3 separate regions of the Homo sapiens genome follow, and all the other regions are linked to region 1. The links are chromatin contacts, found by Hi-C or POLR2A ChIA-PET in ENCODE. All regions are on one chromosome and are shown on one strand. The core of a region is the stretch at or near the end of the contact, and the rest is flanking DNA. Distances in the headings are between cores, read along the strand shown.

Region 1 (3,454 bases), core at 38-2,537:
AGCTACTCGGGATGCTGAGGCAGGAGAATCATTTGAACATCCCTCCCTCTGCGCGCTGCTGGCAGTGTCACAGACACACTCTTCCCCTTGCAGACTCTCCCTCGTCCCTCCTAGTTTCTTGCAGTGAGCCGAGATAACGCCACTGTACTCCAGCCTGGTGACAGAGCTAGACTCTAAAATTAAATAAATAAATAAAGATTAAAAATAAATAAATAAAAGTTCAGATCTCTAAACCATGGTTATCTCAGGTAAATTGTTAACTTTCACTTTTTATTTTACCATTTTAATATTTAAACTAAAATAATGTTGATTTTATGAAAAACGAGAAATATATTTCATTTAATTTCATTTATTTATTTATTTTGAGATTGAGTTTCACTCTTGTCGCCCAGGCTGGAGTGCAGTGGCACAATCTCAGCTCACTGCAACCTCCGCCTACTGGGTTCAAATGATTCTCCTGCCTCAGCCTCCCAAGTAGCTGGGACTACAGGTGCGCGCCACCACACCCGGCTAATTTTTCTATTTTTAGTAGAGACGGGTTTTCGCCACGTTGGTCAGGCTGGTCTCGAACTCCTGACCCCAGGTGATCCGCCCGCCTCGGCCTCCCAAAGTGCTGGGATTACAGGCATGAGACACCACGCCGGGCCCGATAAGTTTTTTGTTTGTTTGTTTGTTTTTTCAAGCAGAAACAATATATGCACTTTAAGGAGAAACAAGAGTGCAAGTTCTTGGAAGGACTGCAAAATCCTATGGTTAGGCATGATTACATAAATGTCATGAGGAAGTTGGGTGTCTAAATCCTTTTAAAGGCTTATTCCAAAGATAAAGGAGGCCAAGTCTGGGCCCAAGGATCCCAAGGAAGCTGCAGGGAGGGCACAAGAGCCCAAGCCTTCCTCCAGGCCCTAAAGGGATTGGGTCCCATGATAACGTTACAGAAAACTTCCTTGACGCACCAAGACCCTCCTCAAAGCCACAGTCCGCCATCGGGCCAAGTTACGAGACTCAGCAGGGACCACAAAGACGAGACTGGCGCGGGGACCGAAGCAATCAAGAGTCTCAGGGTCGAAGCCAAGGCTACTCCAGGGCTGGCCGGGTATGGGGGTCAGGTTGGACCCTGTCTAGGCTCACCTGCCGCTGTGCTAGGAAGGTCTCCCAAAGATACACTGTCCAGGAAAAGAGCAGCACGGCCCCGAAGATACGCTTCTCGGCCGGCATCTCCCACAAAGCGTCCAGCGATGCCCACATCCCCATGGCCACCCGGTTCCGCCGGCTCCTTCAGCGTGCACCGGTGCCACACCGACACTCGTCCCTTCAGAGCGTCCCCGCGGTGTCACAGCAATATCCGTTCTTTCCGAGGGCCCCTACGCCGATACCCGCCCCCATCCCTCCCTCTGCGCGCTGCTGGCAGTGTCACAGACACACTCTTCCCCTTGCAGACTCTCCCTAGTCCCTCCTAGTTTCTACAGGAAAAGCCCCAGCCCCACCTTCCTCACTTCCGGCCCAAAGAGGGCGGGGACCCAAACGCCGAGTTCCGGGCCCGGCTGAGCTGTGTTGCATCAACATTCTTCCCCCACGTCTTGACGCTGGGTTCCGGCCTAGGGTTCTGGCTTTCCTCCTGGGCTAGTGAACGCGGCGAAGTCCTCCTCTTTCTAATCTCCAGAGCCGCAGTTCCATCCTCTGGGTCAGCGGCTTACCCTGACTGGGCTGCGGTATCTGCCTTCCTTCCCCCAACAAGGCGACAGGTAGTCGGGGCTGGGGCCGGAACTGACTGAGTGGGCCGCAACTGACTGAGTGGGCCGCGGCTCCCGCCTGAGGAGGCTAGGAAGGACTGAACAGCAGCCGACTTCCCAGGCTCTAAAAATCGTGCCTCTGAGTTAGAGCTACCTCAAAAGCAAGACCAAGCATGAGAAATGGAGTCTTTTGGCCAGTATTGGGGTGTTCGGAATTCAAGCGTATGAGAGAGTGGACGGTAGCGTTGAGAATTTTCATTTGAAGATCTCGTCTTAACCACCCCAAGTGTAGTCAGAGGCGGCGTTTTCCCTGCGAGAGTGCCCTGGAACAAAGCAAGGATAGCGTGGGTTAGACATACCTGAAATGAAAGCGTCTTACTTTATCTAGGTACATATTTGCGTCAGTAAGGCGCAACGCCATTTCTCTCTTGGAATTCAGAAGTGAAATATGGTGACTGGGACGCCTGTACATTGCTTTGACTTAAAAATTGAAGTCCATTATTCTGACCGAAAGTTAATCTGATGATTAATTGGTTAAACATACTATCGTTGCTAATTAGCATAATTATTATTTACAATAAAGTGAGCTAAATAGCTACAACTAAAATATATTTAAATTACTGTGATATTGTGATGCTAAAGATGTGTTGAAATTAATATCTTGAATTTCTCAACCCTGCCTAAATGCCTCTGAGAGTAATTAGTATAATTAAAAGTCACTAGAGAAAGTGAATGACTCTAATAACAGGATAACAAATTCTTTTCAAGTCAGATGGTTTCCAGTTCTTTGCTTTCAACAAAATTAATGGTGGCCCATGAATTGTCAGCTGATGAAGGAACACTATTTGGTTTTTGGCATGCAACTCGGAAAGAAACCAAACGATTGATTGACATGCTTACAACAAAACTACTAGCATTCTCACCTATTTATGTAAAACCATTTCTCAGCACTTGTATCTGTGAAAACAACAGAATTGAAAATGAACCCTGTTAATCTACCAGTAGGAACTATTCATCCAGATAAATGAATTAATTGGTGGGTCAGCCCCATCTATCTCACTAAGAGATGTGTTCCCAATAGAATTTCACCTTTTATAACTGTGTGTTATCAATATTTGCAATCGTGTCATTTTGATCCATTATATACTAAAGATGATTGTGATGATTACTCACTTCAGAAGAATTCCAGCGTAGAGCCATAAAGTTACACGAAATTTTTTAAGGTTTACTACATATGTCATATTTTTATTGCGAAGAAGTGATCAAGAAAAGGTTGTTCAAACATCAAAGTACTATATTTGAATAACATTTTTTGTTAGAGTACAATCTAAATATGTTAGAGATAATAAAAGAACAATGTTGAAGAGCTCATTAGTGTATGTTTTAATGCATAATGGTGGTTATTCAGTTGTTATGTAGATTCTCTTGGATACATTATAAAGAGTGATTTAACAGTTTTATCTTAAAATGTCAGTATTTACAATTTGCAAGAATTTACATCCATTGCAACTATTTGAATTTATGATGGAACCAGTTAGATACCAACTTAAATATATAAGGGGTAAACACTTTTTCAAAATTTTCTCTCCCTCAGGCCATCATTGCTATGCCCTCTTCACTCTTGACTTCAGCTGTCTGTGAGTCCAAAGCCTCACAGGAGCTTCTACCACCCAAGCTTTGTGGCTAAGGGCACAGGTTTAGAGTCAAGCTGCTTGATTGCCAGC
Region 2 (3,421 bases), core at 143-2,642, 360 kb after region 1:
AGTAGTTTGGTGTTCTTAGACCACAGGGGTGGGAGGGAAAGAGAGAGACAGCAGACAATCAGGCTGGGGTAGACAGACACCAGACCTTGATGCCAGGTGGAGGAATCTAGATGTATTGGCTGCTGTCCCAAGTTACTCTCCTCTGGCCTAAATCTCAGACTGGCCGTATAGTTTAATTTTTTCTCTTCCACCAAAGGTCATCTGTGTAGAAGATGACACAAAGGGGGACCCAGCACGGTGACCCGTGCCTGTAATCCCTGCACTTTCGGAGGCTAAGGAGGGAGGATCATTTGAGCCCAGGAGTTCGAGGCTGCAGCGAGTCATGATCGAGCCACTGCACTCCAGCCTTGACGCTGAGTGAGACCCTGTCTCTTAACAAAATATATTTAAAATTTAAAAAGAAGATTATACAAAGGGGTTATCTATCATCTTGGCCAGCAATGCAGGGCAAAACTTGAAACAACTTGGTCCTGCAGTATTTTCCAGATGCCAAATCCTCATTCTCTACTGTACAGCTCCTACAGTGTTTTGTGTGAGATGAGAGGGAGCATGGCGGGTCTCAGCTGGCTTTGCCCTGGGAAAAATTCCTCATTTCTGCACCGCCTCCCCAAAGCGGGGGCTAAGCCAGCGCCGTCTGCCTCTCCACCTAGACCAGACCCCTTCCCTAGATGCTCTTATTTCCCTGAAGCCTCACAACAACCCTGTGAGGTAAGCATTACCATCCCTTCATTTTACAGATGAAACTGAAGCTCAGGAAGGTTACGTTTCGGGCTCTAAATCCCGGAATCTTCGCTTCGATGCCATCCAGGCTTGGGCCACTGAGCTCAAGAAACGGGCCGACGGGTGACCAGACGGACGCCGGGACCAGCCCAAGTTCAGGGCTGAGGGCCGCCAGGTGGCGCGTTTCCCTCCCCCTACCCCTCGCGGCGGCTCGGGCGCACCTGAACCCAGCGGGGTGCGCCGGGGAAAGTAGGCGCGCAGGGTGGGGCGGGGAGTAGCCCTAATTCCCCAGCTCGGAGTGGGCAAGGAGCACGGTTTAGCTCAGCCGGCTGGCACCGCCAAGCGGCCGCCGGGCCGCATCAGCCCTCCTCCTGTTTGCGCTCCCCAGCGTGCAATTTATTTGGGGGGCTACCGGGGATTGAACGGAGCGGGCGAGCGCTGCCAGGAGGTGGGGCCGGCCCCACCTGTCGACTGCCCGTAGTAGGCAGGGAGAGGGCGGGGTTTGTCCCATAGGGCCCGCCCCCCAGTCCCTGGGTCCCGGGCGCGCGACGAGATATAAGGCAGTCAGGAAACAATGCGCCTGCAGCTCGCGCTCCCGCGCCGATCCCGAGAGCGTCCGGGCCGCCGTGCGCGAGCGAGGGAGGGCGCGCGCGCGGGGGGGGCGCGCTTGTGAGTGCGGGCCGCGCTCTCGGCGGCGCGCATGTGCGTGTGTGCTGGCTGCCGGGCTGCCCCGAGCCGGCGGGGAGCCGGTCCGCTCCAGGTGGCGGGCGGCTGGAGCGAGGTGAGGCTGCGGGTGGCCAGGGCACGGGCGCGGGTCCCGCGGTGCGGGCTGGCTGCAGGCTGCCTTCTGGGCACGGCGCGCCCCCGCCCGGCCCCGCCGGGCCCTGGGAGCTGCGCTCCGGGCGGCGCTGGCAAAGTTTGCTTTGAACTCGCTGCCCACAGTCGGGTCCGCGCGCTGCGATTGGCTTCCCCTACCACTCTGACCCGGGGCCCGGCTTCCCGGGACGCGAGGACTGGGCGCAGGCTGCAAGCTGGTGGGGTTGGGGAGGAACGAGAGCCCGGCAGCCGACTGTGCCGAGGGACCCGGGGACACCTCCTTCGCCCGGCCGGCACCCGGTCAGCACGTCCCCCCTTCCCTCCCGCAGGGAGCGGACATGGACTACGACTCGTACCAGCACTATTTCTACGACTATGACTGCGGGGAGGATTTCTACCGCTCCACGGCGCCCAGCGAGGACATCTGGAAGAAATTCGAGCTGGTGCCATCGCCCCCCACGTCGCCGCCCTGGGGCTTGGGTCCCGGCGCAGGGGACCCGGCCCCCGGGATTGGTCCCCCGGAGCCGTGGCCCGGAGGGTGCACCGGAGACGAAGCGGAATCCCGGGGCCACTCGAAAGGCTGGGGCAGGAACTACGCCTCCATCATACGCCGTGACTGCATGTGGAGCGGCTTCTCGGCCCGGGAACGGCTGGAGAGAGCTGTGAGCGACCGGCTCGCTCCTGGCGCGCCCCGGGGGAACCCGCCCAAGGCGTCCGCCGCCCCGGACTGCACTCCCAGCCTCGAAGCCGGCAACCCGGCGCCCGCCGCCCCCTGTCCGCTGGGCGAACCCAAGACCCAGGCCTGCTCCGGGTCCGAGAGCCCAAGCGACTCGGGTAAGGACCTCCCCGAGCCATCCAAGAGGGGGCCACCCCATGGGTGGCCAAAGCTCTGCCCCTGCCTGAGGTCAGGCATTGGCTCTTCTCAAGCTCTTGGGCCATCTCCGCCTCTCTTTGGCTGAAGCTGCCCGTGTAGTCCCCAACCGTGTCTGTCTGGCACGTGGGTGTGTTGGTAAACAGTTTGGAAAAGTGGCGTGGGAGCCAGCCTCCCTTTGATGATTATTGGAGCCCCAGGGGACAAGGGATTTGAGGTGAGGGTTGGCGCTTAGAGAGGACAATACTGGGGTTGGACTGTAAGGGATTGAAGGGGGTACCTTAAGAGACACTCCAAACCTGAAGTTTTTTTGCTGCTGCCTCTTTCCCTAGGAAACTCACACTCCCCTAGGGGGAGAAGAAGCCGAGAGCCTTTTGTGCAAAGCCAAAACCTTCGTCCTTTTAAAAACCTAGGTCTCCAGTTGGCTTTACTTTAAAATGCCAATAATAAATGCCCTCTTCTCGTGCCTCCCCACCACCACTTACCACTCGTGCATCCCTGAGACAGGGAGGGAAGAATGAACACTCCCCATTAACAGATGGAAAAACTGAGGCTTAGAGATAGACAATCACTACAAGTCAGCTCCAGCTTTCTGCCATCTAGCCAGCCCCTCTTCCCCAATGCTCCATCCCAACCAGGCACCTCTTCCTTGATGTTTGGGGTCTTTGTGGTAGCTTATCTTAGAAGCACTACACCTTGCCTTGCTGTTTGTCCTGAGATGGAAAAGTGTCCTTCTTGCTCCCCCTCAATAGATCTCCAGCGTCAGCTGCTCCCTGGCATTCAACAAATATTCACTGGCCCCTACTTTGTGGCAATCTGTGGGCTACATGCTGGGGTCAAGGCAGTAGAACTCCAGGCCCTCCTCTCCCATCCTTGATGCAAGTGCAACCTCGCTGAGGGCAGACTGGGGCATCCTGTGCCACTAAACTACATTGTTCTTATTCTGGCATCTTAGACCTCCACACCCGTGAGAAATCCTGGAGAGGGTATTTTTGTAGAGTGTAGACTGTGGCT
Region 3 (3,431 bases), core at 635-3,134, 450 kb before region 1:
GACATGGAGTCTCGATTTGTTGCACAGGCTGGAGTGCAGTGGCGCCATGTCGGCTCACTGCAAGCTCCGCCTCCCGGATTCATGCCATTCTCCTGCCTCAGCCTGCCGAGTAGCTGGGACTACAGGCGCCCGCCACCACACCCGGCTAATTTTTTGTATTTTTAGTAGAGATGAGGTTTAACCATGTTAGCCAGGATGGTCTTGATCTCCTGACCTCGTGATCTGCCTGCCTCGGCCTCCCAAAGTGCTGGGATTACAGGCGTGAGCCACCACGCCCTGCCCTCAAAATTTTTTTTTAATTAGCCAGGCCTAGTAGCGTGCATCTGTAGTCCCAATTACTCGGAGGCTGAGGTGGGAGGACTGCTTGAGCCCAGGAGTTTAAGGTTGCAGTGATCTATGATTACACCACTACACTCTAGCCTGGGTGACAGAGCAAGACCTTGTCTCCAAAAAAAAGGAAAGAAAACTAAACTTCTGGGAAATGTAGACATGAAATATATTCTATCCAGCTATGTCTATTATAATCTTCAGTCAGTACACTTTAGGACTTAAATATTACATAACTTACATCGTTCAAGCCCTCATTCTTTCAATGGACTATAACTTTTGTCTAAATATATGAAGGTCATCACCTTCAGAAAAATTAAAAATGTTAAAGTATATCATGGTCTATCAAAGAATATAAAGAACAAATACTACTCAAACATACACAAGCACATACACACATAATACCACTTTGCTGATGGGAAACAGTAAAGTCAGCACAGTTAAGATATTATTTTGGGTGTCTATAAACAATGATTCCTATTTTAGTCTTGTCAAATGCTTAAAATGACCCTGGAATCTTTGTTTATTAAATACAGGTTAGCTTGTGGACTCACTTTAAGAGCCAGGTCCAAACTTTTTTGGGAATTAGCTTGTTCTTGAAATATAATAACAAAAAAACAACAACAAAAAACACTAACTGGCTTGCAGGTGATGTGTTTGTATACCCTAAATTCCTCATAATGCATAAAAGTAACCTGGCTTTCTGGAATACCTCACAGGTGAACACCATTAGCTTCCTAGCTGGTTCTCAGCTTTCTGAATAAGCAACTAACTGGCTGAGGCAAGGTATCTTCAGATCCCAAAGGGACACTAAATCTGCTGCAGCAGACTTTCTAACCAACACACTTCAGGTAAAGACTTCTGAACCTCTTCCATGGCACATTTTCTCTGTTCCTTCTATACCCAAACAGCAAGCCTATACAGAAGTCCCAAAAAGAAAAGAAACATGAAAAATAAAAAGTGAAAACAACCTAGAGGAATAAAAGAAACATGCAACAAATTGAGTGGGAGTCAAATCTCCAAACTTGTACAAGCCTGTTCCTAAAAAGCTGAAAGACTTGGATTAGGGCACCTGAACTTACTGGGCCTCAATTTCCCCACTTTACAAGAAGGGAACTAGACTAGATCCCTAAGTGATTCCCATCAGCCTAATTTAGATGTATTCAAACTCTGTATGCATATATTATCAGTAATAAGGATAGGCAAAAATCATTCCATTCATGAAGACAGCCATGTTCAACTTTTAATACATTTTTTGGGTTACTGAAGCTCCTACAAAAGTATTTAGCCTCTTTAAAAGGGAGACCTCATCTTGTTTTAAAAACAAAAGCCCAAAGTGACCACGATTGCTGTTTTTAAACCTACACATCCCTGGAACTGGAATTTTATTTGGTAAAGTCAGTATCAATTTTGCCAAACCTCATTCTGTCTGAATATGATTCTTCCAATGCACAGATAGGAAGCAGACACCAATGCTGACTGACCATGCCTGAGAGGAAGTGACTTAATAGGACAGGAAATCAAACATCACAAAATATCAACCCCACCCCTGGGGGGGAAAAAAGGAAGTCCTAAAAATAGATGACACTGGGCATGCAGACTAGATTAAAAGAAACCCCCATGAGTTTCCACCAATTATGTTAGAAAGGTATCTCATAGTAGGTATCAACTGTGTGAAATTTATGTTAGATTTCTGATGAGAGATCAATTATTTTTTTTTAAAGTGTTCATCCCACAATTGGGCACAATGGCTCATGCCTGTAATCCCAGTGCTTGTAATCCCAGCACTTTGGGAGGCCAAGGCAGGAGGATCACTTGAGTCCAGGAGTTTGAGATCAGCCTGGGCAACAAATCAAGACCCCGTCTGTATTTAAAAATAAAAATAAAAATAAATAAATAAAAAAAAATTAGTTGGGCACGGTGGCACATGCCTGTAGTCCCAGCTACTCAGGAGGCTGAAGTAGGAGGATTGCTTGAGCCCAGGAGGTGGAGGCTGCAGTGAGTCATGATCATGCCACGGCACTCCAGCCTGGCACACCAGCCTTGGCAACAGAGCGAGACCTCGTCTGCAAAAAAAAAAAAAAAAAAAAAAAAGGCATTAATCCCAACATTTACTTGCTTACTATACAGCAGGCTATAATTACCTCCCATGCTTGAAAATTGACAGGATAATCACAAAGCAAACAAAAAAAAAAATGGTTCCAGTTTACTTTATAAATATTTGGTATACAAACTAAATATGTAACCTCTGCTTGGTAAACATCTGCAACCATTACAACTTACCTGCATTGTAATGCAAATCTCATAATGCAAATGGAACAGGCTTCCAGATTTTATTCTGAGAGGTTCCTAAATCTAACAAGAGTTTTTTAAAAATCAGCATACCCATTTCATCCTATTCTGAGAGGTCCTTAAATTTTGACAAAGGGGTTAAAATTCTTTCACAAGGATCTTGATGAGTAAAGGACTGGTGGTCTCAACATATGCATTAAATAAATAGGGTCATGTCAGCATAAATAGGAATATGCAGGTGAAGGCAGTTTAAAAAGAAATGTGTCAGGTTTAAACTAACTCCTTTTTACAAATATTAAAATACTGGCATTTTTTTCTTTGATGCCACACCTATCTTCATAAACGTTTCATCCCCCAAATAGTCTGGATTAGTAACAACTAATATTATGTAGCTCTTCACAATTTGCAAAGTACTTTGACACACATGATCTCATTCAAGACTCGCCACTAAATCAGACACTATTTTTAGGTTCCATTTTTACATGTGAGGAAGCTAACACTAAATAGCTGACTTGCCCAAACCTACAAAGCTGGTGATAAAGGTGAGTGGGGCTTGAACACAGATCTCTTGACTTTAAATGGTCTGTACCATGCTGCCTCAAATACTGTGATCAGAGTAAATAAATGTCCATATCTCTAGACCCCATCTAAGCCTCCCCCACTTACACACACAGCCACCCATGGCCTAAATTAGAGTTAGCTCTCTAGAAGGTCTTTGCTCTTTCTGGAAGCAAAGTTTTCTTCATTTGTCTAGTAAACATTTATCTGGCTGAAGTGTTAAATACCATTTGACATACACTAAAAAATAACTT

The links. A loop is a pair of places that touch in the nucleus more often than their neighbours do. ChIA-PET counts read pairs that join two places held with the same protein, here RNA polymerase II (POLR2A). Pooled maps may share reads with other maps.
Region 2: a pooled map shows a loop between it and region 1 (19-fold over the local background). The contact joins the promoter of MYCL here to the promoter of ZMPSTE24 in region 1. A Hi-C loop is called at or near these places in 5 of 50 pooled maps.
Region 3: POLR2A ChIA-PET joins it to region 1 with 12 read pairs in activated B cell. The contact joins the enhancer-like site here to the promoter of ZMPSTE24 in region 1. A Hi-C loop is called at or near these places in 8 of 50 pooled maps. POLR2A ChIA-PET finds 5 or more read pairs at or near these places in 4 of 52 experiments (HEK293, PC-9, activated B cell and 1 more).

Annotation. Positions count from the first base shown.
Region 1 is chr1:40,256,069-40,259,522 of GRCh38, reverse strand. It overlaps ZMPSTE24 (zinc metallopeptidase STE24), which reads right to left and starts at 1,287. Exons shown (of 10, transcript NM_005857.5): 1 at 1,129-1,287. The coding sequence starts at 1,251. RefSeq lists enhancers at 877-976, 1,067-1,346, 1,427-1,696, 1,927-2,056.
Region 2 is chr1:39,899,888-39,903,308 of GRCh38, reverse strand. It overlaps MYCL (MYCL proto-oncogene, bHLH transcription factor), which reads left to right and starts at 1,392. Exons shown (of 2, transcript NM_001033081.3): 1 at 1,392-2,370. The coding sequence starts at 1,875. RefSeq lists silencers at 819-1,028, 1,289-1,608, 2,019-2,138.
Region 3 is chr1:40,711,649-40,715,079 of GRCh38, reverse strand. The region is part of intron 1 of NFYC (nuclear transcription factor Y subunit gamma); the gene reads right to left. Among named protein-coding and RNA genes, the nearest start is that of NFYC-AS1, 21 kb to the right of the region's middle. RefSeq lists an enhancer at 18-657. Within about 2 kb of position 1,884, at least 7 of the 41 ENCODE cell types and tissues checked have a DNase peak (open chromatin) inside an H3K27ac peak, as active enhancers do.